Linked DNA regions of Homo sapiens: regions 2 and 3 are each linked to region 1. Evidence: chromatin loops called from intact Hi-C (ENCODE). Cell type or tissue: heart left ventricle. All regions are shown on one strand.

Region 1 (8,000 bases):
TGGAGCAAGGGTGCTTTATAGAGCAAGAGTTTCTAAATGGATCTGGATGCTCTGGGGAGAGCAGAGAAGGTGTCCCTTAGGAAGTGACATGTGCTGAATGTCAGAATCCAAAGGGTGAACAGGAGTTGGTCAGGCAAAGAGGGAAGAAAGGGTGTTTCAGGCAGAGGGAACAGCACATGCCGAGGCCCAGGGGCAGGAGAGTCTTCATGCCTCTGAACCCCACGTACACTCCCTTGATAGCACATTTCACAGTTGTAATTTGACATGAATTTGAAGGCAGGACAGACTCGTGGTTGAATGCACAGGCTATGATGTCAGACTACATGAGTTCAAATTCTGGCTCCATGCCTACTAGCTGTGTGACCTTGGGCAAGTTGCTTGACCCTGCTGTGCTTGTTTCCACATCTGTAAAATGTGGGGTGATAACAGTAACACCTAACTCAGAGGGTTGTAGGAGTTGATAATTTATGTAGGCAAAAACAGCTCAGACAGCACCTGGCAGGTAGTAAGTGCTCAGTAAATGTTAGCTATGCTTATTTATTTATGTGAACTTCTTTTTTTCTTTCTCCCTCACTAGACTGTAAAGTCTGCAAGAGCAAGGCTCCAGGTCTGTATGTGTGAAGTCCCAGCACAGTGTCTGGCCTGTGGAAGACCCTTGATCAATGTTTGTAGAGGGAGTGAGGGGACTGCAAGGTCAGTGTGGGCAAAGGGAGCCAGGGGGAGGTGGGGAGGGTTTGGGGAGGTGGGAGGGTTGGGGGAGGTGGGGAGGGTTGGGCTAGAGAGGCTGGGTAAGCTAGGCAGGGCTTTGCAGGCCACAGGAAGGGTTTGGTGTTTGTAGTTAGAGCAGTGGGAATGTTTGAAGATTCTGAATCAAGGGGGCAGGGGATCTGGTTGGTATTTTGTAAAGATGACTGGGCTGTCAGTTTCAACATCAACTGAACCCCAAGTATATGTCAATGTTATATTAGGTGCTTTGTTAAATGCTATTTCATTCATTTTATAAAATGATTGTGGGAAATAGGCAGACAGCTAAGAAAATGAAAGCTCAGAAGGATTAAGTAGTTTGCTCCAAATCTCATAGCTGGAAAGTGCTATAGAAATGGACTGAAGATCTCTTGTTTTTGTTTTTTATAGAGACAGGGTCTTGCTCCATTGCCCAGGCTGGAGTGCAGTGGTGCAATCATAGCTCACTGCAGCTTTGTCCTCCTGGGCTCAAGAAATTGTCCCACCTCAGCCCCCTGAATAGCTGGGACTTACAGGTGTGTGTCACGATGCCCAGCTAATTTTTTCAATTTTTTTTTTTTTGTAGCAGAGATGAGGTCTTGCTAGGTTGCCCAGGCTGGTCTTGAACTCCCAAGCTCAAGTGATCCTCCTGCCTCAGCCTCCCAAAGTGTTGAGATTACAGGCGTGAGCCACTGTACCTGGCTTGAAGATCTCTTTAGCTCTGTATCAGTTAGAATATTAGTGCAGCTTCTATAACAAAGACTTTGAATTACCAAACACTTAAATGTGGCCATTTGTTTTTGTCTTACTTGTATTATAGCTCTCCCCTATGAAATTAGTCAGGACCCCAGGGCCCTTCAATTTGATCGCCCTGCCATCCTCAATATGTGGTCCATTATGGTTGCTCCAGCTCCTGCCATTACAACTGCATTCTAGTCAGTGAAAAGCAGGAAAAGAGGAAGGAGAGGGCGTGCCCTTCTCTTTAAGGATGTGGTACATTTACAGTATATACATTGTTTCTGCTCAGATCACAATAGCCAGAACTGTCACATGGCCTCAACTAGCTGCTGGGAAATGCCATTTTTATACCTTGCAGCCATGAGTACAGCCATACTTCTGGGGAGTTATTAGTAAAGGAGGAGAGGAGAGTGGGTATTGGGAACAACTGGAAATTTCTGATTCATACTCCAACATGTGCTGGAGGGAAAGATTTAAGAGTTATATTAGATACCATATGGGGAGGGGGTAGCTGAACAGCTTGAGTCCCCCTCTTTCATGGGAAGGGGGGGATGTGTAGGGATGGGTACCAGGGGCCATGTCAGTGTATTGAGATATCTTGACCACTTCCTCCAGTCATACTGCAGACTGGTCCAGGGATGAGTTCGTGACTCAAGTTGGGTCAGTTCAAATGCCCCCCTTGGACTGGAGAAAGAGAATGAGAAAGGGTCTGGGGTTGGGGTGGGTGGCTGCATGGAGTTCTCAACATTATCTCCAGGGAGGTGACTGCCTCTCTGCATGGCCTCTGTCCTCGTGCTTACTCCTCTGCAAGGTCAATCTGTCCATTCCCCTGTATCTCGGGCACAGAGGACAAGGCCTGAGGCTGCAGGGCAGAGCTTTCTATGCTCCATGTGTGGAGTCTAGAGACTGCAGAAAGAGCAGCTTAACTCACAGGGCCACCCAGACTAGACGGTGGACATCTCTGAGGACAACAGACTGGATGACCAGGTGGGCCTGTCTCCAGGCCTTGGTGCTATCTAAGCTCCAAGTGTTAGATACAACCTAAAGTTTCTTGCTAGTGCTGCAGAGAGGGTTGTGTGATGTAGAAAATAGAGACATAGGAATATTGCTGTGCCTTTGCAGGCTGTGAGTCATCCTGACACAGAGGTACTGTAGACAGAGGAGAGTCGTGGGTGGAAGCAGGGGAACATTGCTGTGTAAGGAGAAGGGAAGGAGAGGAGGAGAAGGTCCTGTGAAGAAGACAGAGGTCTCAGAGAGGAAGGAGGAGGACCTAGAAGGGGTGGTGTTTTGATGGGGAAAGGAGCTTTTCTTCTTTTCTAGAAGGAAAGAATGGCTGGTCAACAGTCCAGCCACCACCTTAGGATCAAAGTTAGTGAGCCCCAGAAGAAGGACACTGAATTTGGCCACAAAGAAATCATCCTTGTCCTTTTCTTTGGGAAAAGAGCGACAGCATCAGTAGGGGGCAGGAGGCTGAGGAAGTGGCTTAGCACAGCGTCAGGCTCATGAAAGTCTCACGAGATTTGTAGAGTTGGTGAACTGATGAGTGAATAGGAAGTAGAGACACAGCAAGTATAGACAGCTCGGAAGACCTTGACCCCCACCCACCCCAATCGACGTGTTTTCCTGGGCTTTACTCTTTGCTTCCGTTAGTCACTTTGGCCAAGGTTTCTCCTGCGTAGACGTCAGGATGGCGAGGACAGAGGCCAGGAAGGAAGGAGATGTGTCCCAGAAAGCTGAAGCCCCCTCCTGGGGCAGCCTTTTGGAAGGAGCTTCTGATACCTAACCTGGATCATTCCTGCTGCAGTATCAGCAGGTGTCAGCCGGGGAAGGAGAAGCCTTCTGTGAATGACAGTCCTTCAGATGACTAAAAACAGCTGAACTCTATCCCAAGCAGATATAAGAGAGGTGGAGATCAGGTGAGAGCCGCAGCTGGGTGGAATTCAGGGCAGCGTCAGCGTTCTGTGTGTGCCTGGTGCTGGGTTACAGCCGTCTCACTGCGCTTCCTCTTCTCCGATTCCTGCTCCAGGATCTCACCCTCCCCAGCCTCTAATAACCCCAAATCCTGGATTGGTGTTTGGGAGACCGTGGCTGGCCAGGTAAACAGGGCAGGCCGGGAGCAACAGCAGACACTGGAGGGAGGGAGTCGGGCCCTCCTCTGGATGAGTATTTGGGACCGGCAGGAAGGGCAGGTGGGGGAGGCTGAGTTCGAGGTTTCCCCCTTGGGGTCTCCTCTCTCCTGTTTCCAGTCTCCCCCGTCTCCCTTTTCAGCGCCTCCTCCCTTCCAGCCCATCCTGTCTGCATTTGCCCTCTGCCTTCCCTCCTCTCTGTCCCTCCGTTTCCCATCTCATCTGCCTTCTGTCTCCCAGGCAGCCTCCCCCAAGGCCCCACCCCGCTGAGGCACCTGTAGGCAGGGTTTCGGCAGGAGCTGCTGCCAGTGGTCCTCAGGGGAGGATGGACCTCCCTTTTCAAGAACTTCTGAAAACAGGAGGGGCCTAAACTTGGACTGGGGAGAGCTAAGGGAGGACTTTGGGATGTCCATACAGGCAGGGATTCTGTGACCCTTTGGTTTTCTTCTCCCCCGCCAGTTAAGGCAGAGCTGCCACGGGCTACGGCTCCCTCTAGTGGCCAACTTGGGAACCGCAGCCACTCATTGCCTTTCCTGGAAGCGGTCACAGTGGGCAGTAGGCTGAATCAACTGTCCAAGGGCCTGAGAGGCACAATTAATAGACAGCTGGAAGCCGAGAGTCTTCAGGTACTTAGAGACAGGCTGATTATTAAAAGCTTCAGTACAGCGGTGAGGACGGAGACCCACAGTCTCTGTTCCCATTATCAATCATCCCTCGTGGCGGATTGGACCTGGCCCAGATTTTCTCAATCATTTCTCAATGACCACCACTCAGGCAGTCAGCAGTGGCAGGAGCCAGAGAGCTCCAGGGCTCCAGGGTGTGGCTCAGCAGAAGGGGCACTGGACACAACGGGGCCTAGGCAAGATCCTTCCCCTCTCAAAACCCCCATGTCCCGTTCTTTGGGCCTTTGGGACCTGGGTGTCTCTGGGCTGCCCTCTCACAGCCCTGCATAGCCCATGCCCTAGTGCTTGCTCGCTGAGTCTGCAAGGCCAACCTGTCCATTCCCCTGCAGCCGGCCTGCTGCTTGGCAGGGCAGGTGAGCGCCTCTCCTGTGGCAGACGGTGCAGTGTTCAGCTCCACTGGACCTTTCGGGTGATTTGACCTCTGGAAGTTCTATTCCACTCACTCTTGCTTCTCCCCTTCCAAGTGACTACATTCCTAGAGGTTCTAGCACCTGCGGAGATGGAAACAGCTGCTCCCCATCCTCCGGGATCTGGGTCAGAGAACCTGAAATGCAGGCATCTTTATTTCCCAGACTCAGTTATTAGACTTCCCTCTTTTTCAGAGTCAATGACCCCCACAAAAAGAGTGAGCATGAACATCAACCTTTCTCCAAGGACACCCAGGCTCTGATTTCACTGAACTACCCCAAGTCTCTATGAACGTGGAACTGAATCTGACTGATTGAAAGTAAAATTAAAAAGTAAATAGTCCTCTTTTCCCTAAAAGGAGTGGTAGTGGGTGCTTCTGCAGAGGTAGGATCAAAGCACTGAGAAGCCTATTAGAAAACAAGGACAGTAAAACACTCTCTTTTACCTGCAGGCAGAACATGGGGGCAGAGTGCCCAGGCAGAGCAGGATTTGCCTTCACATCCATCCAATATGGGCCCAAGTGTCAGCTTTGCTAGTTTCTCACTTATGTGATCCCGGACAAATTATTTGACCTCTTGTTGCCTCAGTTTCTTCGTCTATAAAATGGGCCAGTAATAACTAGCTGACAAAGTTATGTGGATATTCACAATTCTGTGTATAGAATGCCGAGCACAGTGCTCATGTGACATGGTGGGAGGCAAGTAACATTTACTGGCTGTCTATGATACTGTTGGGCCCTGCATGAGATGCACAGGATGTCACTTACAAAAAACTCAAAATGGTGGCCGTGATCACTCCCATTTCACAGATTAGAAAACCAAGGCTCGGAGAAGGTAAGTAACAACTCTGTTAGTAAGTGCTGCATAAGGATTCAAATCCATCTCTATCTGCTTCCAAAGACTTTGGGCTTATCCAGAATGGTGTAGATAGTGTGGGGGTAGGAGCATGCTGGGGTCCAGGTCTTGAGATGGTGAGAGGTGACAACGTGCTAGCAGCCCTCGCTCCCTCTCAGCACCTCCTTGGCCTCGGCGCCCACTCTGGCCGCGCTTGAGGAGCCCTTCAGCCTGCCCCTGCACTGTGGGAGCCCCACTCTGGGCTGGCCAAGGCTGCAGCCGGCTCCCTCTGCTTGTGGGGAGGTGTGGAGAGAGAGGCGCGGGCAGGAACCAGGGCTGCGCGCTGTGCTTGCGAGCCAGCGTGAGTTCTGGGTGGGCGGGGGCCCGCACTCGGAGCGACCAGCCAGTGCCGCTGGCCCTGGGCAGTGGGGGGCTTAGCACCTGGGCCAGCAGCTGCAGAGGGTGCGCTGGGTCCCCCAGCACTGCTGGCCTGCCCGTGTTGTGCTCCAATTCTCGCGGGGTCTCAGCTGCCTCCCCGAGGGGCAGGGCTCGGGACCTGCAGCCCACCATGCCTGAGCCTCCCCCGTCCTCCCTGCGCTCCCACCGGGCCCAAGCCTCCCCGACGGGCACCGCCCCCTGCTCCGTGGTGCCCGGTCCCATCGACCGCCCAAGGACTGAGGCGTGCAGGTGTGGGGCACGGGACTGGCAGGCAGCTTTGCCCACAGGCACGGCATTCACTAGGGGAAGCCAGCTGGGCTTCTGAGTCAGGTGGGGACTTGGAGAACTTTTATGTCTAGCTGGAGGATTGTATATGCACCAATCAGCACTCTGTGCCTTGCTCAGGGTTTGTGGATGCACCAATCAGCACTCTGTATCTAGCTTATCTGGTGGGGACTTGGAGAACTTTTATGTCTAGCTAAAGGATTATAAATACACCAATCAGTACTCTGTCTAGCTCAAGGTTTGTAAACACACCAATCAGCACTCTGTGTCTAGCTCAAGGTTTGTAAAGGCACCAATCAGTGCTGTGTCTAGCTAATCTAGTGGGGACTTGGAGAACTTTTACTTCTAGCTAGAGGATTGTAAATGCACCAATCAGCACTCTGTGTCTAGCTCAGGGATTGTAAATGCACCAATCAGCACCCTGTCAAAATGGACCAATCAGCTCTCTGTAAAATGGGCCAATCAGCAGGATGTAGGTGAGGGGTGGTCAGATAAGGGAATAAAAACAGGCTGCCCTAGCCAGCAGCAGCAACCCGCTCTCTGCTTCCACACTGTGGAAGCTTTGTTCTTTCGCTCTTTGCACTAAATCTTGCTGCTGCTCACTCTTTGAGTCCGCACCGCGTTTATAAGCTGTAACACCCACTGTGAAGGTCTGCAGCTTCACTCCTGAAGCCAGCGAGACCATGAACCCATCGGGAGGGAGGAACAACTCCAGATGCGCCGCCTTTAAGAACTGTAACACTCACTGCAAAAGTCTGCAGCTTCACTTCTGAAGCCAGTGAGACCACGAACCCACCAGTTGGAAGAAACTCAGGACACATCTGAACATCAGAAGGAACAAACTCTGGACACACCATGTTTAAGAAGTGTAACACTCACCGCTAGGGTCTGCGGCTTCAAGTGTACCAAGAACCCACCAATTTTGTACACAATGGCAGAAGTCATTGAGATCAGAGAAGAGTGGGACAAGAGGAGGGGTAGCAAGGACAGGCCTTAGAGAGAAGAGGCTCAGGGCCCGTGACATCCTGGTGACCAGCTGTCTCACTGTGCCCTTAGCAGGTGAGGCAACTGATAGTATTGGCTGGTCCAAAGATCCAGTGACAGAGAGTCTAGGACAGTCCCCCAAGAGGCAGACGAAGCTGGACAAGGGCTGCATTGGGAGGAATCCAGGCTGCACAGGGAAGCAGGACCTGAGAGGTAGCAGCACCACTTAGAAGTGGGGATGGTGGGAAGCTGAGGGCCAGCATGGGGCCTTCCTGATCAGCCCAGGGCTGGTGGAGCCCCCAGGATAGCACCAGGGAGTGGTCACCTCACTGGCTCTGGAGAGGCTGGGGATGTCCCTAGCTCAATAGGAGAGAACCTCGAGGGGACGGGTTGGGGGAAGGAGAAGCCTAGAACTTGAGTCAGCCAGATGCCCAGCTGTGGCCCATGAGGCCAATCACCTAGTGCAGGGCCCCCTCCTTCCTTTAGAAAGGGGAGTAGGGGGTCCACCTCCTTCGTATGTCCGCTCTGGTCCTGGGTCGAGCTGTTGGTTTTAGGGATGGCGGCTGTAGAGGCATTGGAAGGGGGATGTCGCCCTCTTGTGGTCGGATGGCTGTGGTGCAGAGGAAGTGCCCATTGCTGCCGCAGGCCTTCCCAGTTGATAGAACATTTGAACTTCTTTCACGTATCAGGCTCCCTTGGTGAGCGATGTCCCTGAGCCGGGGACACAGGAGGCAGAGGGATGGCTTTCTCCGGAGATACTGTGGGGCTCTAAGGGTCCCAGG
Region 2 (8,000 bases), 160 kb before region 1:
AAGCTGTTGGTGGGCCATTTTCCCCCGACTCTCCTTCCCTTTCCATCCTCTGCCCTGACACTATGGTACAAATCTGAGTAGGAAGCTGGAATGTGGAAAGCCCAGCACTTCTCCTTCCCGAGGTGGGGATGTGCAGCAAAGGGCCTGGCGCTGTGCACATTTCTGCACTTTGAGAGAGGATGCAAATGCAGATGCATGCCAATGAGATGTCATAGAGGACACAGTGGTGAGCAGGGGGTGCCCCTACTCCTGCCTCCTTCTGGCCTGAGTTTTAAGGATGAGACATAGAAGAAGACCTGACATTAGGAAGGAAGGGCAAGGATGGGGGGCTTCAGGGCAGCAGCGTGAATGTGGCTTCTGGGGTCATCTCTGGAGTGAGCCCTAGTGAGGAGGCCCCACTAGGGGGTGATCCTGAGATGGAAGCACCCTGGGAGACAGCCCGAACTCATCTCTAGCTGTAGCGGGGAGGGCATGGTCAGAAGAGGGAAGGTACAGCTCAAATGCATAGACATTGCATGCCTAGAGTGGCCCCTGGGGCCTGGCTCCCTATGGGGTGTGTTGGGCCTAGCAGGATTCAGAGGCCCAGAATAGCCTCTGCCCCAGGACATCTTGGGAAGGAAGCAGAGCGGTGCCCCAGTGGCCTCTCCCCTTGGGACCTGGGCATGTGGCCCTTCCTTCTCTGTGATGGAGGGGGAAGAAGAGAGTGAGGGCCCAGGGTGCTAGAGGAGGCGGCTCCAGTAATTGCCCCAGAGACTAACACTTCCCACCCATCACAGGAAGAGTTGGGGAACCGACCCCTCCCTGCTGGGAATCTTGTCAGCTTTTAGCGCAGCTCAGAGGAACTTCACCTTAGTGCTGTAAGAACCTGAGAGTCTGGCTCCTTGAGTGTGGGAGTCGGGTGATGTGGTGCCCTCCGGAGGTAGTGCTGGGACCTGGAATTCCTAGTTGTGTTACCTGGTGACATGGGCTTGAGTTGGAAGAGCTGCATTGAAATTCTATCTCTTTCATTAGCCGCTTTGTGCTTTTGCTTAACTTCACTGCTCTGAGCCCATCTCTAAGACTGAGGTGAGAATCATAGGCACTTCCACATTTTCACGCGCATCTGTGTGGAGTGCACATGGGAAAAGCTTGGCGCGGGGCAGGAGCTTAAATGTTGATTAAAGTGAAATGAAGGAACAAATGAAGGCATCTCTGGGTTGAACTCCCCTTCCTGTCCCGGCCACTGAGGGGCCCTGGGTGGGGCTGGGGCTGAGAGGCCAGGGAAAACTGGATTCACGAAGCTTGGACCTTGCCCCATCTTTCTCTTGACTTTCTCCTCGCCTTTCTTCTCTGCTTCTCTGTGTCCTTTGTCCCCTTTCTGTCGCGTCCCTTCTCTTCCAGTGGAAGTGCCTAACTCAGCACCTGGCCCCGACACACACAATTCATTGCTCCCTGCTCTCCTCAATGGCCTCTCTGTTGCTCCAGGCTCTGTCCCGCCACCCCCAGCTCCATCTCTTTCCTCCTTCTGGGTCTCTGTTTCTGACACCCTCTTTGTCCCATTCTCTCTGCTCCTGGCTCTCCTGCCATCTGTTTCTGCAGCCTCTGTCTGCAGCTCACAGGCATCCACTGGGCGCCTGCTCGATGCCAGGCACTGCCATCTCCTTTCTCGGTTCTGTATCTCCTCACCTCTTTTCTCCCTGTCTTCTTTTCTTGCTCCCCCACCCCTTCAGCCTCCTGCCCTCCCTCCCCCAAGTTCCATCGGGCTCCAAGGCTGGTATTATTCAGTTTTATGAGAAACCCCCAGGCCTACCCTTGAAGGGACCAACCGCAACTGGAACCAGATGTGCAATCCTGCATTGGGGTGGGAGGGAGGGAGGTAGGGACAAGGAGAGGAGCATGGGTTGGCTTAAGGAGGTGGGGAGGAGGCTGGGGATGGGAGGTGGAGACCCTGGGAACCCTGGTCCTCAGGGGCTTGGAAGGAAGAGTTGGGAGGAGGGAGCCAGGGGGCTGAGCAGACTTGTTCAGAGAGCAGTTTTTACTGTGTGTGTGTGTGTGTGTGTGTGTGAGAGAGAGAGAGAGAGAGAGAGAGAGAGAGAGCGATGGTGGAAATGACACTGGGGAGAGCTGAGGGTAGATGATGGGCTGCGGGACAGCTCTTAGAATTAAGGAGGAAAGCTGCTCTTTTTCTGTGAAATCCTCTAGCTTGTTGACTTCCTTTCTTAAGGTTTCAAGGGACTTGCTGGGTTTATAGTTCTATACCCAGGTGCTGGAGCAGGCAGGCTGGAAAGAGGGGTGATGATGGGGTAGGGGATGGATAGTGTAACCTCCAAAGTCTCCTGAGAGTGGCTGGAGGAGGGGTCTTCCAGGTCGCCCCGTCTCCCAGCCCAATCTGTCACAGACCTTTGTGGGATGTGTCTGGGATGTCCTGGGTCCTAGCAAAGCCTGTGTTTCTGCCTGCGATTATATAGCTTCAAAAATAAAAGTCTTCATATGAGTATCTTTGGTACAGCCTAGTGCTGTATTAAGCATTTTAAAATGCCCTTTGATTCAATCATGAACTGATTATCCATCCATCCATCTCTTCATCATTCATTTATTCATTCCACACTTATTGAGACTCTACTATGTGTCAGCCTTGTGCTGGGCACTGACCAAATGAGGAAAGGGGAAGGGAGACAATGAACAAATCCCTTATCGTTCCAAAAATGGGAGCCATAGAAGTGCACCTGACCCACTGCATGTCAGGGCGTTAGTGAGCCGCGGAAGCCCCAGGTGCTCAGAGGAGGGGACAGTGCCCACCAAGTGGTGAGTCTGGAGAAGGATCCAGGGAGGATGGCTTCTGAATTGAGCCCTGAATGCTGATAGGGAGGAGAGGGAATGGTGTACGAGAAAGGCCTGACCGTCAAAGTTGGAGGATGGAAGGAGACAAGGTTGGAAAGGCTGGGATGTTCCACTGCAGAGCTTGGACTGGAAGTAGCAGGCAGTGGGGAGCTGGGACGCTTTGATGTCCGTTGGGATAATACGGATGTGGGTTGGAAGGAAGAGAAGGGGAAGATGGAGGATTCTGCTGTTCCGGATACCTGCTAGTGGGAGGGGTTCTAATTTTATAGCACAATCCCCACATCCACCTCTAGAGAGCTGAAACTGACCCGGGATCCCCTAACTTCCCTCATCTAAGCAGAGCTGACCCAAGCCCCAGAGGAGCCCTTAGTCTGCAGTGGGGGTGGCAGGTAGGGGTTAAGGAGGATAATGTTGTTGGGGTCACCTTTGCCGTAGAGTTGGGACCAGTGAGTGGGAGACTTGGTTTGAGGCTGGGCCGACGGCTAGGGAGGACTAGGCCAAGTGTCCCCATAGTCCATCTGCTTTCACCATCCTTGCCATTTGTGGACAGCATCCACACTCTCACAGATTGAGGCTGCTGTTGAAGCTGGTGGGTTCTGGATGCTGGAATTTGGGACTCAGAACCCAGACCCTCTTTCCAGCTAGGAGAGGACGAAATCTTGCTCTGGAGGCAGAGGATGAGTGGAGCGATGCTTCTATCTCTGCCCTCCCCATATAAGGTCCTGAGAAGCTGTCCTTCTCTCCCCTATCCCCAAGGGTTTCATTGTCTCTGACTGGGGGCGAGGCAGCCCTCCAAAGTACTGGCCATCTCCCTGTGGCTCTGGCCCCACATGCTCCAAAATCATATCCCCTCTCAGGGACTCCCCTGTCATTGTACTTCTGGGGAAAACTGAAGCCTGGGGAAGGGTTTGGCTGAATTAATAAAATTAGTGTGTGTTAAGACCGGAAAAGTTCTTAAAGACCTTTCTGTCGCAGAGGAAACTGAGGCTCGGAGGTGCAGGCCACTGACCCAGATGCGGAAGAGAAGGAAGGGCCTTTCAACCTCTGGATGTCTGAGTGGTGTGGAGCTTGGCTGTGGAGCCAGCCAGGTTCAGGTGTGAGGTCCTCCGCACAGTCCTGCTTGGACTTCCACAAGTCACCTCTGTGCTCCGAGGTCACGATCTTCAGCTATAATAACCGGGTGATTAGAAGACTAAGTGAGAGTTAATAGTCTTTAGTGGCCAGCATCTGATAGGTGTGTAGCAAATAACTTTTCCCCTTCCTTTCTAAATAATCCTATCTGCTTCTTCACTTTTATCTTTCATATGGTGCTCTAAACTTTTCACATCACTTCCCCCATTATTTTTATCATGGAAAACTTCATGCATGTACAAAAGTTGAAATGATTATATGGTAAACTCCTACAATGAACACTTTGATATATTTGCTTTATCACATTTCTGCCAATCCATCTTATTTTTTGATCCATTTCAAAGAGAGTTGAAGCATGTATTTCATTAACTGGAGCTCAGCTTAAATGACTTTTGAATGTACAGTCACAAATGTCCTAACTCAGCCCAGAGAAAACAGCAGAGATTACTATCTCACATTTGACAGCTAAGAAAAAAGCAGGTTCAGAAGTGAGATTCCTGGCCTCCAGTCACAAAATGAGTTGGAAACAGCGGAAAGCAGAGTGCTGTAGAAAAGCTGAGAGTTGCTATATTATTATTATTATCATCATCACCATCTCAGCAAACATTCTTCTCCACCCAGAAGCCCTTTGGCCATTTCTCTGCACCTGCGTCTTTTCTATAGAGTCTTGACCCCTCCCTGCCCGCTTCCCCACCCCTGTCCCCCAAGCCTTCTGGCCCTTCCCGTCCTGTCCCCAGGGAAGCTGCTGGGCCAGTGGCTGAAGGAGGGGCAGCCACATTCCCTGGTGATCTCCTGCCCCAGGTGTCTGTGCCCTGACACGGCCTTCCCAGAGCCAGCTAGAGTGCAGCCAGCAGAGCACTGCAGGGGTTAAAGGAGGCCATGGCTGGCGGAGGGGGCCCACTGCTGGCTGGCTCCGGGAAGGAGGCGGTGCACTGTTGGCCCGCCCCCTGGGCTGGCCTGGGAGGGAACCCGACTAGCAGAGCCCTCTGCTCAGTTGCTCCCAGCAGTGGCCCTGGGACCAGCTCTGCTCCTTGCACCCCGCTCCCTGCCTGGACACAGGCTCACTCGCTGCCTTCTTCTGGGGGAAACCAGCTTCTTGCCAGCCACAGCTGCTGCCTCCGCCACTGGCCACCGCCCCTGTCCTGGGAGTCCCTTGGCCCAGACACCCACCTGACTTAGTGGCTCCTCTGCAGGAAAGGTGAGTGAATGAATGTGCGTGTGTGATGGTGTACGTGTGTGTGAGTGTGCGTGTTATATTTGTGTGTAGAGGGAAATGGAGCCGGCCAGGGCTGCTGGGCTGTTGATACTGATGCTGTCAAGACCACAGATCAGATTAGGAGAAGGTGAGGTCAGCCTGCCTGTTCCCATGTCTCTGGGTCAGGCAAGCTGTTCAGAGGCCAACCTTGTCAGTCCCCTGTCTTCAGATGTTTCTGTGGTTCTGGCAGGGATGTCTGGGGTGCGGCTTGTCCCTGCTCTGAGAGAGCAACCAGTCAGAAGGAGTTTCGTTTGCTGGGGAAGTTGCTGGTGTCAGTGGCTGCTTGGGACTGAGGCCAGCTACAGGAGTAGGGAGGGACACAGGGACCAAGGGAGGGGGAAGCTTGGGAGTCTCTTCTGCTACTTGCCTGCCCATTGCAGGGGGATGAGTATTTTTTCTTCTTCATCTCTTTCCCTGCCACCCACTTGAGCTGCTGTGAGGGCACCTTTCTTCTAGGGGCTCACTTAGCTCCCTGAGGTCTGACCTTGGCTGCAGGGAGGGGCTGGCAGGCCTGGCAAGGTTAGGGTTCAAAGCACTTTTCCCATCTCCACTCCTCAGTGTGGGCCCTGCTCCCTTGCCCATGGGCACAGACTGGCAGAAGTGCCCCCTCTGCCCTCTCCAACCACTAGCCCTTACTCCTTCCTCACCCCTCTGGGCAGAAATGGCTAATCCAGGTGGTTAATGAACAGACAGGGGCAGCTGCCTTCCCCCTGCTCCTCCCTCTCCCCCCACCCCTCCTGTCCTCTGACTCTGATGCCCTGCCTGCCACCCGTTCCCAGGCTGGAGAATCCATACAGAGCTGACCTCAGTGTCAGTCCCCCAACCCCCAATCCAGGACTTGGGCCAGGACTGCCTGCCCAGATGTTTTAGGCTGGCTACTGTTCTAGAAGAGGAAACTGGGTGGGGGTGATAGGGGGGACCCGGAGAAGCCTGCTGTGCTCCCAGGCTGGGCTCCCTGCAGGGGAGGGGATGGGGTTGGGGGATAGGATGGGTGCTGGGTGGGGAGGAGATGGAGGAGGAGGGCAGGCAGGCAGGCGGTTGTGGGGGTGAGAATAGGAGGGGGACCTGGAAACTAGGGTGCCAGGGTCTTTGGAGACAAGGGCTTCTCTTCTGGAAGTCCCAGCTGCCTCTTCAATGTGGCAGCAGTGGGGAAGGTGTAGGGGGAGCACCCTCTCTTCCCCTCCTGAAGCTGCCTGGGGTGGGTGGAGACCATGGTGGCTCACATGTGACCTCAAGTTGCACCTGCCCCTGCCAGCTGGTGGCCACTCCTGTAAGCCTGAATACAGCTCTCCTTGGACCTCAGTACTTGCTATAGCTGGGGCACCCCTTGCCTGAAACCTCTGGCCCAGGGTTGTGGAAGGGAGTGAGGGAGGATGTGGATTGAGATGGAGAGGTTGGGGGGAGAGACCCGAATGGGATCAGCACTGGAGACCCAACTTGGGGTTGGCTTGGACTCTGCTGCCCATGGAGGGCAGGGATTTGGAGAGCAGTGGGCTGGACCAGGCTGGGGAGGGTCTCGGCCAGTCCGGCCGAGCACCAGGGCTGGGAGCCAGCACTGTAACCAGGAGCTGAGGGTTCTTGGCGGTGGAGGAGGCAACCTGGGACCCTCTGCTTCCAGGCGCCTGGCCTTGAGCCCTTCTGGCTCTGCTTCCCCATCCCTCATCCCATGCTTCTTCACACTTCACTTCCCGCAAGGCCCCAGTGAAGAATTTCCCAGGGAGGTGGTGGTGTCCAGGAAGTATAAGCACAGAGAACCTGGTGGCCAGGTGGAGCGGGGCTGGGTTGGGATGCTTATGGGTTCAGAGAAGATGTTATTGTTTTGCAGACCAACTTCTGGCCTCTGATGGGCTGTGGCTGAAGCCTTGGAGTTTGGGGACCCTCAGGCTCCTGTTTCTACCCAGATAGGAGCAGGAGTCAAGGGGGGCCAGAAAGAACTTTTGTTTGGTCTAAGGGAGAGGAGCCTCAGAGGTGGAATCTTGGCTCAGGTGAAGGAAGAGCTTCCTAAGGACCCTGGTGGGTCAGCAGGAGGATGGGCTATCTTGTAAGGTGGAGAGCATCTTGTACTGGGGGGAGTTTAGACAGAGGCCGAATAAGGGCTTGGAAGGATTCCTGGGCTGGGATGTGGTTAGAGGCGATGACCTGGATGGTCTCTTGGGATGCTGAGGGCCTGGGATACTTGGAGTCGGGGAGTTCTCTGACACCAGAATGGGGGATCAGGAAGCTGTGTCCTCTGGCCTGGGGCGTGGGCGCAGACCACTCGCAGGGGCCCCCTCCTTCCTGCCAATGTGTAAGGAACCAAGAGCCCGACGCTCTGCCCTGGCACTGTGCCCCTCCCTCACACCCGTGGCTCAACTGCCTACCAGGTCCGCACCCAGCTGCTTCCTGCAAAGGTTCTGAGGTTCTTCCTATGCCTCCTGGCCCACTCTGCCCCTTGCCTGTGGTGGGCTGCGTGACAGTGTGGAGTTGAGGGGACAGCAAGCACCACAGGCTTCACCCCCAATCCCTGCAGTTAGAGCCCATGTTCCCTGTTGAGGGGCTCTGGGGCTGGTGTGCAAGGACCGGGGGTGGGTGCTGGGATGTTGGGCATCTTGAACCCCTGCCCAGTTTGGCCTCCCCAAAACAGGCCTCCCTAGCCAGCCTGGAGATAGTAGACCAAGGGCAGTGCCAGGATCTGAGATGCAGAAAAACTCAGGCATGGGTCTCATATGAGCCTCAGTTTCCACATTTGTAAATAATGCGGGTTGTCCGGGCAGCATCAAGTGGCTTGCATAACTGGCATGGGGTGAGGGGTGCA
Region 3 (8,000 bases), 98 kb before region 1:
GTAGAATCTTCTGTGGAGGGCCTGCCAGGAGGCTGTAGTTTTAGGACTTCGAGCAACCCAAGTCAGTCTCACCTTTGCTTAATGATAAGCAAAGATGAGGCTGCACCTTTACTGCACTCCTGTACCCCTACTGTGTGCCATGAGTGCCAAGCTCTTTATGGATATTCCCTCACTTCATCTCCATAGTCACCTTTGAGGAAGGGGCAATTATCACCCTCATTTGATGGGTGAGGAGAATGAAGTTCAGAGAGATTCAGGAACTTGTACCAGGACACGGGGCTCATAAGTGGTAGACCTGAGCTGGGCTCCCAGGCTGCTGAACTTTAAAGCCTGGGCTGAGTGCGGCCCTGCACAGTTGGAGAGATGCTGAAACACTCTTTTCCTGAAAGCTTCTCGGCACAGGATGGCAGGGGGAAGAGGCTTGTCTTCCCTCCAGGACAAAGGTGCTCTTTGGCCAGAGTGCTCTGCAGGTCTGAGGGAGCAGGGGTGGGGAAAACAAGCGGCTCTTGGATGCAGGAGTTGCCTCTTTTGACCACCTGTCTCTCCCTGCAGTGCGGACCAGGCTCTGGACCGGTTTGCAATGAAGCGGTTCTATGAGGATAAGATTGTGCCCATTGGCCAGCCATCCCAAAGAAGGTGGGTCTCTGGGGCTCACAGCCCCTTGCATGTATGTGTGCACTCACTCTATGTGGGGACTAGACTTGTGTACTCACAGGGATGGGATAGCTGTGCCTAGGTGGGGGTGTACCAGGCGCAAGTTTTCAGATGCCAGCCTGCAGTGGTGTGAGCTCAGGCACACAGGAGAGCCCGGGAGCCAGCCTGTGGTGTGTGCCCGCAGATTGGCACAGCACTTGACTCTGAGGCCTGTGCTAGAGAGCAGTGCAACCTTCATGGGGAAGCATGAGTCTGGGGATAAGAAGGCGCTGGTCTAGGAAGGCATGTGCTGTTCTTGGCCCTGGAAGCAGGATTGCTTCAGTGCTTGGATGAGTCTACGGGAGACTGCATCACTGCCCCCTGCTGTGGGAGGTCAGACACTCATGATAAGGGTCACCTTCTGTTGGGAGAGTTTAGACAGTTTTACTGAGAGCTTTCAACCACATGGTCTCATTGGAGTCTCACAATAGCCCAGGCAGGAAACAGGGCAGGGATGGATTTATTCATTCAGCAAAATTTAAATCATCTACTATGGCTCCAAGCACTGAGATATCTGGGTGAACAGGAAAAAGTCCTTTCCCTTGGTGAGCTGATACCTAATGAGAGAGATGGACATGAAACAAATAACCATACAAACAAGACAGTGTCAGACAGCAATGAGGCTAGGAAGGAAAGAGGGCACTGCAGACACGAGAACTGATAGGGGAACGGGGCTCTTTTAATAGGGATGGTCAGGGAATACCTCTTAGAGGGGGTGAATTTGAGCCTAAACTGGAATCACGGTGAGCTATCGTGTGATGATCTAGGCATCCCATTTTGCAGATTAGAAGCTGAGCCGAGGGAGGGGGCGTGGCCATGGTCTATAGTGAGTAGTGGCAGAACTGGAAAGTACGTGAAGGCCTAGTAATGCCTGGGCTAGGGCAGTGCCTCCTGGTTGTGTGACCCACTGTCCTGAGGGATCCTGCTCCGTGGGTGACATGTTGCTCAAAGACATCTCATGCACAGGAAGGCACAGGCAGCATCAGGGGCAGGAGGTCTTTGGGGGAGGCTGCAGCCAGGATGGTGGGAAACCCAAGCCCAAACTGGAGACCTGGATGGTGGGACGCAGGCCCAGCTCTGTTTGCTGCTGGGAGTTGTGGGCCTGCCACCTGCCGTGATGTCAGCACCATTCTGCACACTGGTGACATGGTGCTGAATCCGCCAGGCAAGGGCTTATGGAGCTCAGCTTCTAGTGGATGTTACACATATAAGGAAACAATTCAGATAGTCATGAGAGCTGCAAAGAAAAGGCAAACTATGATGGCTAGAGAGTGATGGGGCTGGAAAGAGGGCTGATTCAAATGGAAGGGCCTTCTGAGAAGGTGACGTGTAACATGAGATCTGGGTGGGGAGAAGGAAGCCTCCAAGTGAACGCACGGGATAAAGGATCCAGAATGAGGGAATAGCACTGACTACAAGGGCCTGGAGGCCAAAGCATCCTATTTGCCTTTTTAGCCCCTGAGCACACTGACTGGGCCAACAAGGGCCTGGAGCTGTGAGTCCTGGAGCTCTCCAGCCTCATCATGCTGAGGGTCCCAACACGTGCCCCATCATCCCACCTTGCTTGGCTGGCTAGAACTGTGCTGTCCCAGCTGGGGGCTATTCCCGCCATTGTAATTGGAAGCCCAAGAAGTGAGTGAGTCCTCAGGTAACCCAGCACCTTATAGTTGCACAAAACAGTTGATAGCCAGCCTCAGAGTCAGCAACCAGAAATGGGATGTCTTTATGTGCAGAAAATTCTGGTTAGGGCCCTGGAGACAGCAGCTGTGGATCAACGAGAGTCTTCTCAGGGAAGAAAGAATGATTGGTCAAGCACTGCCTTGTCAGCCTCTGGCTTGCCATGTGTGTCTGCTGACTGTAATCACGGTGTGGCCTTTGACCTTGAAGGATAAGGATACTAAGAGAGAAGCATGCTGTTCCAATGGCACAGTGTGGCTTGGAGAGAATGGGTAGAGAGTAACATCTCTGAGTCTGAGTAGTGAAGGCCTGAAGACCAGGGATCAGTGTCACCTCTCAGGAATAGGATTATTTAGGGATTCCCTGGTGTATTAGTCCATTTTCATGCTGCTGATAAAGACATACCCAAGACTGGGCAATTTACAAAAGAAAGAGGTTTAATGGACTCACAGTTCCACGTGGCTGGGGAGGTCTCACAATCATGGCGGAAGGTGAAAGGCAAATCTCACATGGTGACAGACAAGAGAAGAGAGAGGGTCAAGGGAAAGGGGTTTCCCCTTACAAAACCATCGGATCTTGTGAGAATTATTCACTACCACGAGAATAGAATGGGGGAAACCACTCCCATGATTCAATTATCTCTCACTGGGTCCCTCCCACAACACGAGGGAATTATGGGAGCTACAACTCAAGATGAGATTTGGGTGAGGATGCAGCCAAACCATATCATCTCGTGTTCAACATATGCTTGCATAGCAGGCAGTTGGGGCGTGTCTGCCTGGCTCCTGTCTGACACTGCCTCTGCTTGTGGATGGGTCACCTCTCTGAGCCCAGATGTGGAAGTGCAACTGTGGGTTTACTATGCATTTATTGCCACCCTCCTGCCTTCTTGTCAGTGTCACTTGCAGGGAATGGAGCAGATGGAGGAGAGGAGGGCAGGGAAAGAGAGAGGGAGGGGCTTTGCCTGTAGCTCTCTCATTCATTGTCACCCGCCTCCGGACTCATTGTCCCTCGAACACAGACACATCCTGTTGGCACGATCCAGAGATCTGATAGGAACCGCTATTCCAGGTTTCCGGCTTGAGTAATGGGGCAGGGGCCTGAATAGGATCGGGTGCTGCCCATCAGATTATCTTACTTGAGTAGTCCGAGGAGGCCCCACCCAAACCCAGGGACAGAGGCCCACAGGCTTGGAGGTGGGCCAAGGAGCCAAGAGACAGGAGGGGATCTTATCATGGTCATGTGGGCTCTAGTTCCACCCTCTTCAGAGAGCTACTATTGGCTCCTGCAGAGCCTCAGAATACATTCTGATTGGTCTAGCTGACTCAGCTTGTCATTCCATGGCCAATCAGAAAAGGGAAAATGCCGACCAATCGACGCAGAAGGACTGATCTCTATTGGGCAGATGACCGATCTCTAGTTTATTGGGCAGATGCGTTGGAGCCCAGACTTCTTTCCTGCTCTCCCCATCCACTTCCAGCTTTGTGTGTTCTTGCTGTGTGTCTCTGGAGTCCAGTGACCCCTCCTGGACCTTATTTATCCTCTCTGTCTAGAAGGAGAGGGTGTGGGTTAGTTCTTCCATTCTTCCAACAGATCTTTGTTAAAGAACTAGGGGATGTTGGCTGGGTGCGGTGGCTCACACCTGTAATCCCAGCACTTTGGGAGGCCGAGGCGGGCTGATCACCTGAGGTTGGGAGTTTGAGACCAGCCTGACCAACATGGAGAAACCCTGTCTCTACTAAAAATACAAAATTAGCCGGGCATGGTGGCGCATGCCTGTAATCCCAGCTACTCAGGAGGCTGAGGCAGGAGAATCACTTGAACCCGGGAGGCAGAGGTTGCGGTGAGCCGAGATTGCGCCATTGCACTCCAGCCTGGGCAACAAGAGTGAAACTCCATCTCAAAAACAAAAACAAAACAAAAAAATTGGGGGAAGTTGACCCTAGAGATAGATACTTATTAGAAGCTAGTTACCTCGAATACCAAGTAAACTCAAGGATACAGAGAGAGGGACTTAATGCACTTTGGTATGATGTAGAGAAAGTGAAGAACTACATTCATTAAAGTCTTGCTCACTATTTGCTAGACTATCACTTGTGGCTACTGGATCTGTGGGCAGAACTGGGGCTGTGAGTATGAGCGCAAGCTTGATTTGAGCTTTGTGTGGGGGTGTGAGGGCGTCAGAGCTGTTTGGTGGTTGGGCCTGCCTTGTGCAGCTAAATGATGCCTGTCAGGGATGTGGGGTGGAAATTTTGGTCCAGCAGGAGATTCTCGGGCTGGGAGTGAAGCAGGAAAGAGATATTCATGTTGACCACCAGAGGGCGGTGGCGAACTCCAAGTGGGATGCTTGACTTGACCCAGCTCTAGGTCTGGTATACCTGCTCACTCTTCCTACCTAGGGCTCCCAGCAGCAGGCAAGCATGTCTGGGAGGGAGGCCTGGTTGGGGAGGGGGACCATGTTGGTTGGGGAGAGGGTAGAGTAGGTGAGTGGTCTAGGGCAATGTTCTTGGAAAAGAGAGAACAGGGATTACTGCACCAGTACCCACCTCACTCCCTGAAGCTGCTTCTCCCACCACTACAGGTACGTGCATTACTTCAGTGGCCTGCTCTCCGGCTCCATCAAAATGAACAACAAGCCCTTGTTTCTGCACCACGTGATCATGCACGGCATCCCCAACTTTGAGTCTAAAGGAGGTACCTGCCTTGAGCCCTCTGACCTCCACCCTTGCCAACTCCTCCCTTTCATCTTCCATCTTCTCTAAGAGGCAACCTTGGGTAGTAACAGACAGCCCGAGAGCTGCAGAGTCATAAGGCCTCCATTGGACTCTCAAGTGTATTGCTTCCTAAACTTTTCTAAGCACCAATCTATTTGCAGTGCCTGCTGGCCAATGATGTTGGATGGGCAATGTTTTTATTAATTTAATTTGCCTTACAAGTGAAAAGTTGGTATTTCTTCCCCTTTCTGCTTCCTCTTTTACTCTTTCCTCTTTTCCTCCTTCCCCTTCCTACCCCGTCTTCCCCCATTTCTTCCTTCCTTTCTCTCTTTCTCCCTTCACTGTCTCCTCTGCCCCTCCTGCCTGCCAGTTTCTGCTGTCTTAGCTAACACCCACCCCACTTTTACAGGATGTCGGCCATTTCTCCGCATCTACCAGGCCATGCAACCTGTGTACACATCTGGCATCTAGTAAGTATTACATGGGCGTGAGAGGCCAGAGAAGCCCAAGGCCCAGGGCTAAGGACCAGGTCAGAAGGTTGGGGAGAGGAGAGAATATTCTCAAGAGGGCTGAAAGGACAGAGTCAGAGAGGTTTCCCACTAACCCTGTGGCGTAGGGGCAGCAGGGAGAAAATGCCCCTCCCTCATCTCCCCTCCAGCAGCCCACTCTTTTTCTGCCCACCTCTCTCCCTTAGCAACATCCCAGGAGACAGCCAGACTAGCGTCTGCATCACCATCGAGCCAGGACTGCTCTTGAAGGGAGACATCTTGGTGAGTGCTGTCCTCTGTGTCAAGCCCCATCCTTGTTTATTTTCTCTCCCTTCTTTTCTTACTCCTTTCCTGCCTCTTGGGACAAGACAGGTACTCCTCCTGGGCTGCCAGGCTTGGAACCATAGGCTCTCAGGGCTCTTGGAAGACCTTCCAGTCTCACACAGTCTGTGTCTCTCACCCTGGGCTTAGCTGTTGTTCTGGAGCATCTCCAGGGAAATATCACTCAGCGTGAGCTGTTACCTCCTGGCTTCTTATTGGTGACAAGGACTCTCTGAATTCTAGCTTCAGTTCTTCCTGCTGCCATTTAAATCCATCTTACTTTTTGCACTCTGACTTGTATGTAGAAACTTCTTGGGAGGACATTTTTGTCCCCAGAGGCCAAGACTGGCCTCCAATTCTCTGCTGTTCTAGAAGTTTCCCCACAGAACTCTGAGATCCTGTTTGGTGTTGATGAGCTCTCCCTCACCGGGTTTGGGGTGAGCCTTGGGGGCTCAGTCAGCGGAGCTGATAAGGAGGCTCCCTGGGACCTGACCTCCCAGCCTCAGGCCCCTGACTGGTTCTGCCCGTCTTCCCACCCAGCTGAAGTGCTACCACAAGAAGTTCCGAAGCCCAGCCCGAGACGTCATCTTCCGTGTGCAGTTCCACACCTGTGCCATCCATGACCTGGGGGTTGTCTTTGGGAAGGAGGACCTTGATGATGCTTTCAAAGGTGCGCTCCTTGAGTGGAGCTGGGGGTGGGCACCCCTGTGGCAGGGAGAGGAGCTCAGTTTGAGACGATATGGTGGGTATGGGGACCATCTTTTCTGGACCATGTGGTCTGTCTAGTCTCAGGGTGATGGTAGGAGAGAGTTGAGAGAGACTTGGGAGAGAGTTGAGATTGGATGGTCTGGGAATTCCAGTTGTTAGTAGAAGTGGAGATAAACTCCTCCCAGTCCTTGGGCTGTTTTATATCTTGCAGCCTTCTATGACTTTCCCTGTCTCTCCTTCATCTTGTCCTCCCAGTTTGTCACATGTGTCCTACTGACAATCATTTTTTTTTTCAACATTCACTGGGCATCTGCTTTGGGCTAGGATCTGTACCAAGTGCCGGGGATACAAAGTAAAACATGGCATGGTCTCTGCCTTGGTGGAGCTCAAAAATCTTGTTGAGTTGGGAGGCAGACTAGCAGGGGATAATTACCCTGCAGGGCAGAAGAGCAGTAGTGGAGGGGTGTGGCAGCAGCAAGGGGGAACCATTTTCTGAGAGGAGAAGAGGTGGTTGGGAAAGGTTTGGTGTTTGCTTTTGCTTCTTTCTTTTATCCATTGGAAGTTTTATCTATATCACATTAATGCCTGGGACATATAAATACACATTTATTTACCCATCTCTCTCTCCATCCACCAATCCATCCTTACACACATCCATCCATCCATCCATCCATTCATCCATCCGTCTGTCCATCCATCTGTCCATCCATCCACCCACCCATCCATCTATGCACCCACCCATTCATCCATCCATTAATCCATCCCTTCATTAATCTGTCCATCCATCCACATATTCATTCATCTGCCCACCCATCCATCTATCCATCCATCCATCCATCCATCCATCCACCCACCCACCCACCCACCCACCAAGCATCACTTGTGTGTCTGTATGTGTCGGGCATGTGCTAGACCCTATAGATATGAACAGAAAGAAGTCAGGCCCTACCCTCAGGGAGTTCACAGTTTCCTCAGTGAGAGACACACAAACATGATACTATGAAGTGTTGCCTGAAGTGATGGAGACACGCACAAGCATGATAGGTGTCCCATGGAGCAGATGCCATCCTTGCTGTAACTTCTTTTCCTACATGCAGTGGGCAGTGATCTGTGTCCAGAGTGGGCTCAGGCGGAGAAAGACTGGACCTGGGGCTTGGAGGAGGGTCCAGATCTCCTTAGTGTGGTCTGGCTCATGTAGAAGGGTGTTTCTTTAATGAGCTCTCCTTGCACTGGAGCCAGAAGATGCCATCATAATTACAGTACAGAATGTAAATGATAACAGTCTTAACAAGGAAAAATAAAGGCATAGCTGATCAAATAAATAAGGGATTGGGCAGAAGTTGAGAGAAGGAAGGGTCACAGATTTCCTCCTCTTACGTAGTGGGAGTCAGGAGATACC

Evidence for each region. Hi-C counts contacts between places; a loop is a spot of excess contacts. Peaks named below come from ENCODE experiments on the same cell type or tissue, not always from the same donor. Only the 100,000 strongest peaks of a DNase experiment are listed, where the experiment ranks them.
Region 2: a loop joins it to region 1, with 3 times the contacts of the local background. A loop is called at or near these places in 9 of 110 quality-filtered maps.
Region 3: it touches region 1 in a loop (8-fold over the local background); 100 of 110 quality-filtered maps call a loop at or near these places.

What each region holds. Positions count from the first base shown.
Region 1 is chr2:217,785,461-217,793,460 of GRCh38, reverse strand. It overlaps DIRC3 (disrupted in renal carcinoma 3), which reads left to right and starts at 3,018. Exons shown (of 13, transcript NR_186301.1): 1 at 3,018-3,377. RefSeq lists enhancers at 7,846-7,895, 7,721-8,000. In heart left ventricle, CTCF peaks have their summits at 2,896 (motif pointing right), 3,887, 4,089 (motif pointing left) and 7,816 (motif pointing left); DNase peaks (open chromatin) are centred at 2,970, 4,070, 5,770, 7,810 and 1 weaker place; H3K4me3 peaks cover 778 bases; H3K27ac peaks cover 389 bases.
Region 2 is chr2:217,941,014-217,949,013 of GRCh38, reverse strand. All of the region lies in intron 3 of TNS1 (tensin 1), which reads left to right. Among named protein-coding and RNA genes, the nearest start is that of TNS1-AS1, 34 kb to the left of the region's middle. RefSeq lists an enhancer at 4,405-5,250. In heart left ventricle, a CTCF peak has its summit at 4,851; DNase peaks (open chromatin) are centred at 4,903, 5,473 and 7,376; H3K4me3 peaks cover 3,624 bases; H3K27ac peaks cover 4,125 bases.
Region 3 is chr2:217,883,598-217,891,597 of GRCh38, reverse strand. TNS1 (tensin 1) reads left to right here. Exons shown (of 33, transcript NM_001387777.1): 12 at 553-636; 13 at 4,952-5,064; 14 at 5,494-5,554; 15 at 5,779-5,854; 16 at 6,434-6,563. Among named protein-coding and RNA genes, the nearest start is that of MIR6809, 13 kb to the left of the region's middle. RefSeq lists an enhancer at 838-1,132. In heart left ventricle, CTCF peaks have their summits at 1,037 (motif pointing left) and 4,683 (motif pointing right); DNase peaks (open chromatin) are centred at 3,547 and 4,697; H3K27ac peaks cover 3,676 bases.